Linked DNA regions of Homo sapiens: region 1 is linked to region 2. Evidence: chromatin loops called from intact Hi-C (ENCODE). Cell type or tissue: Caco-2. All regions are shown on one strand.

Evidence for each region. Hi-C counts contacts between places; a loop is a spot of excess contacts. Peaks named below come from ENCODE experiments on the same cell type or tissue, not always from the same donor. Only the 100,000 strongest peaks of a DNase experiment are listed, where the experiment ranks them.
Region 1: it touches region 2 in a loop (5-fold over the local background); 8 of 110 quality-filtered maps call a loop at or near these places.

The regions. Positions count from the first base shown.
Region 1 is chr12:100,572,646-100,575,145 of GRCh38, reverse strand. It overlaps GAS2L3 (growth arrest specific 2 like 3), which reads right to left and starts at 1,462. Exons shown (of 10, transcript NM_174942.3): 1 at 1,361-1,462. RefSeq lists an enhancer at 1,168-1,457 and a silencer at 1,488-1,617. In Caco-2, no CTCF peak of the experiment used is centred here; DNase peaks (open chromatin) are centred at 1,165 and 1,525; H3K4me3 peaks cover 2,210 bases.
Region 2 is chr12:100,136,479-100,138,978 of GRCh38, reverse strand. All of the region lies in intron 1 of BLTP3B (bridge-like lipid transfer protein family member 3B), which reads left to right. Among named protein-coding and RNA genes, the nearest start is that of BLTP3B, 5.1 kb to the left of the region's middle. RefSeq lists a silencer at 79-228. In Caco-2, no CTCF peak of the experiment used is centred here; no DNase peak of the experiment used is centred here.

The sequences.
Region 1 (2,500 bases), 440 kb before region 2:
ACAACAATCCTCTCAATAAAGTAGGAACTATTATTAACCTTCTTTCACAGACTAGGAAATTTAGGCTTAGAAGGATTAAATAATGTGTCTAAAGTCAGATATCCAATGAAGTCTGATTTCAGAGCCCCCCTGCTTAGCAACTCTGTCACGCTAAAAAAAAAAAAATTACTACTTCTAATTCAATGTCAGATAGCAAACACCTACTGTTCAATGACAGTTGGTTTCTAATGAGATTTTGAAACAGATGAGTCAGACAACAGGTATCGGCATCTACACCAGATCACTAGAGTTTCCACTTCTGTCATTTGAAACAGTTCCAATTTGTTCCCAAAGGGAATCTGAGGTGGTGAGAATTTCAATTTCTAATCATTTAAGTGCCAAGACAGGTGATCAGATAGCAATTCACAAAGCGGTTCTGTTGTTCTTGTTGTTTTTGTTTGTTTGTTTTTTGCTCTTCACACAAGCGAAGCAAAACCCAGGCTCTGACCTAAAATCATCTCTTTGCAACCACTGGGGATCAGCTATTCCACCATGCCATGCCACAAAGCACTCAAATTTACAACATTCAATCCCTCGGTGTGAAAAGATTAGGAAAGGAACCACGGGTGACTGCATAGAGGAGCACGCCCTCCAAAACTTTCCTCTGACTTCCAAGGCACTCTACAAGCCTTCCCTTTCTTTTGCCAGCCTCTCCCCGGGCAGTCCTCCAAACTGAGGGTTGTGGGCGGAAGGCATCGCGCAGGGTCTCCAGCTCTATTCCCCAGTTCCGCACATGTGGGCGTTCTAGACCCTGCATGGACTGGGAGAAAAAACAGGGAAGAGCCTATAAACCTTGCTAGAGGGCAAGAATAACTGTCTGTCTCTTTCTCTTTGCAGGGCCAGAGACTTCATCAATTCTTTCCGAGGATGATGAACAGAAAAAAACAGACCCTCTAAGTGCCAGGCGCTTAGGGATGAGGGTGCCCCTGAAGATCCCACAGTACCTTCGGGCTCTGATACCGCTCTGGATTTAAAGCAGGGCGAGTAGCGGCTGGATCCCTCCTCCCCAGCTGAGCTCGCCCACACCAGCAGCCCCAACCGCCCCGCACACCTGTCGCCCCTCTCTCCGCACTTGGGTGGACAGGTGAAGGCAGGCGCAACGTCACCTTGACGGCCCCAGGAGCCAATCAGAGCACGCGACTGCCGCAGCCAGGCAAACGCAGAGCGTACTGGCTCCCGCAGCCGGGAGACCCAACAAACCTCAGCTTCGGGGCCTCAGAGAGCGGGGGGCTCCTGGAGCCCTCAGGCTGAGGCGCGGAGGCCCCGAGACAGCGCGTAAAAGTTCGCCAGGAAAAGAGAAGACAAACAGGGAAGTACTCACCAGGCGCAGGAGGGTCACTTCTCCCAGCGGGGCGACAACTCGGCTCAATCTGTGCGGGGCCAACACGCCCCTGACCAACCGCCGCCGCTGCCGCCGCCGCCTGGGCCTCAGGGTCAGTAGCCGCTGGCCGCCGCCTGTTTCGAAGGGACCAATCATAAGGCGGGGGCGTGGTCTGAGGCCCCGCCCCCGGGCTGCCGGGAAGCACGCGACCCGTGGGCGCTCGCCTGTCAGCGCGTCCAGCGCTGCGCCTCCGGGCGTCTCGGAGCTTCGGTGGCCAAGTCCCTCTGTTCACTGAAAGGCGAAGTGGTTCAGTCAGAGCAGGTCCTCCGATCTGGCCTTTCAGCGACAGCCAGTTCGAAAGCCACAGCCCGTCCTGTTGTTCCCACAGGCCTGAGAGGTGAATGAACCTCGCCTGTAATAATTGCTTCTGAGCGTCCTGGAATGTTGCGGTGCAGCTGAAGGCGCTTCCCTGAGTTTTATCCTGGTCTGTTAAGAGCCGCTCCCAACCCCACATCCACTCGGGAGCTGGCTGACCTGAGGGCGCCACGGTTTCCAGAGACGCAGCCTGGAACCCAGCAGGAATGGGGGTCCTCAGCAGAAATCTTTCAGAGAGAGGCCCCTCTTCTCAGGTGCGGAGGGATGAGGAGGAATCCTGTAGTCCCAAGTCACAAAAGGAGGATGTTGACTCTTCAGCAAACACCGGAGCCTGAAAACAAAACAAAACAAAACAAAAAAACAATGAACTTCAACGTAAGGGATGCTTACTAGCTCCCAGGGTTGAAATAAAGCCGAGACTAGACATCAGTGTAACAATCCCAAGTCGGTTATATCTGTAAATGTGGCTTGTTTCATAGCAAAAAATAAAATAAATAAATAAATAATTTTTTAAAAAAATCACTGGCTTTGTCCCCGAGGCCTGTGTTGCAGCCCAGGCCCTTCTTTTTTTTTTTTTTTTTTTTTTTTTTTTTTTTTTGAGACAGGGTCTTGCCCTGTCACCCAGGCTGGAGTGCGGTGGCACGATCTCGGCTCACTGCAGCCTTGATCTCACGGACTCAAGAGATCCTCCCACCTCAGCCTCCAGAGTAGCCAGGATTACAGGCCTGTGCCACCACACCGGGCTAATTTTTGTGTTTTTTGTAG
Region 2 (2,500 bases):
TTTCACATGGGAATGGAAACTTCTAAAGAGAAGTCGTAACAAATGTGAGAAAGGAAATAAAAGCAGAAGCTACCTTTCAGCTCAAGACATTAGTGTGTGTGTGTGTGTGTGTATGTGTATGTGTATACACATGTACACACCTGTGAACAGGCGCTTGCAAATCGGCAAAGTGGACGTATATTTAATTAAGCCAGGACCTGAAAAGGGGTAGGGAAGTTTTGGATACAGACACTCTCTTCTCCTTCGCTCCCTTAGGCTAAGGGCATACTGTGCTCTGCACAAGGTTTCCTGGGAGTGGGAGTTGACTGGGCAGACATTCACCTCACCTCGGTGGAGTCATCGTATAGTTTAAAGCAGCAGTTGTCAACCAGGGTCAGTTTGTCTTGAGGTGACATTTGGCAGTGTCTGGAGATATTTTTAATTGTCAAGACTTGGAGGGGAGGGTAATACTACTGCCATCTAGTGAATAGAGGCCAGGGATGCTGCTAGACGTTCTACATTGCACAGCATATTCCCTCACAACAAATAATTATTTGCCCAAATGTCAGTAGTTCCGAGATTGAGAAACCAGCTTAAAGTGTACAGGTGTGTGTCGTATGATTGAGCTAGGGTTCTGTGCTAGTAAAGTTGTTTTGCCTGCAAACATCAGAAAGCTGATCTATTTAAGTAAAAAGGGAAATGTAACAGAAAGCAGAAGAATATCTGAACAACCAAATCAAGGAAAGAACAGGAACCAGCTAGCTCCTAGAATCTCATTGGAAGAGTTCTTGGACCTTCCTCTTAAAGTAGCAGCAGGGTTTTTTAACCTTGGCATCATTGGCATTTTGAAATAGATAGTTCTTTGTTGTGAAGGCTGTTCTGTGCATTGTAGGATGTTTAATGTCTCCAGACATTGCCAAATGTCTCATAGGAGGCAAAATTACTCCTGGTTGGGAGCTACAGCTTTAGAGTGCTGGCCTATCTTCCATAATTCCCAGTCTTTGATCTCTCCTGTCAGGTTTCAGAATCCCCTAGAGAGAAAGCCTTTGTGACCCAGTTTTGTCTACCCATGGTTCAATTAGCAATGGCAAAGGGTTGTACAGCAAAAATATGGTAATGGAGAGGGCTATTTTGAGTTAGGCTTGTTGCTCCATTAGTCATCTGTAATAGGCAGTGCACTAAATTAGATTTCCAAGGGCCTCATTTGCTACATTAAGGAAATTGAACTTTATCCTGGGGGTGAGGAGTGACTACTAATAAAGGTAAGAGGGATATGCTCATTAAAGCAGTCTTATTTTTGAAGTCTAGGGTTTAGGAGCAATATCTGGGGTGGAAATACGGAGTCTACAAATGGACTCTGAGTAACTTAAGTAGAAAATGGGGCCAGGTGTGGTGGCTCATGCCTGTAATCCAAGCACTTTGGGAGGCCAAGTCAGGCAGATCACTTGAGCCCAGCAGTTTGAGATCAGTCTGGGAAACATGATGAAAACTCTGTCTCTACCCCAAATACAAAAATTAGCCAGTCTCATAACCTGGTCTCAAAAAAGAAAAAAAGAATATTCATTATGGACATTCAGAAGGGTTAAACACATGCAGGATTTGGTGCCTGAATGGCAAAGTGATGAGAGGGATTAGAGTGCCTCACTTTGTGTTGATGGGATTGGCCACTAGATTGAGGATATATAAGGAAGGGGAGGAGAGGGCGGTAGCTGATAGCCTGGAGAGAAAAGGAAAGAACCGTCAAAGGATTGGGAATGCTATCTAGGTGGAAAAGTAATGGAGTAAAGGAATGAGATAATTGGAAGGGTTGGAGATTTTGTCTGAAACTGTCACATTGAAGTTTAAGATTTTAGAAGTGAAGTAGATCTGGTTTAGGAAAAGCTATCTGAGGCTGGGCGCCGTGGCTTATGCCTATAATCCTACCACTTTGGGAGGCTGAGGCGGGTGGATCACCTGAGGTCGGGAGTTCGAGACCAGTCTGACCAACACGGTGAAACCCTGTCTCTACTAAAAATGCAAAATTAGCTGGGTGTGGTGGCCCATGCCTGTAATCCCAGCTACTCGGGAGGCTGAGACAGGAGAATTGCTTGAGCCCGGGAGGTGGAAGTTGCAGTGAGCTGAGATCGGGCCATTGCACTCCAGCCTGGGCAACAAGAGCGAAACTCCATCTCAAAAAAAATAAAAAAAAAGAAAAAAAAGAAAAGAAAAGCTATCTGATATGGCCATAGAAGTGAGTTGCTGAAGAAAAGTTAAGGTGCATATAATTGGAGATCAATACTGCTAGGTCTAAAATCTTTCCAGTACTGACCATTCCTAAAAGGAAATGCAGTGTAGCTTATTTAGTCTGCCAGACATTATTTTTTCAAATGCTAACTTCACATCATTACTGATAGGCTAATATTTGTATCATAAACTTTTATGGTAAAGCTCAGTAAATAATTTTTGAGAGTTTATGTATTTAACGTTTTTGAGCACATATATATATATGCCACATAGTGGGCATTAGAGATACAAAGATGAG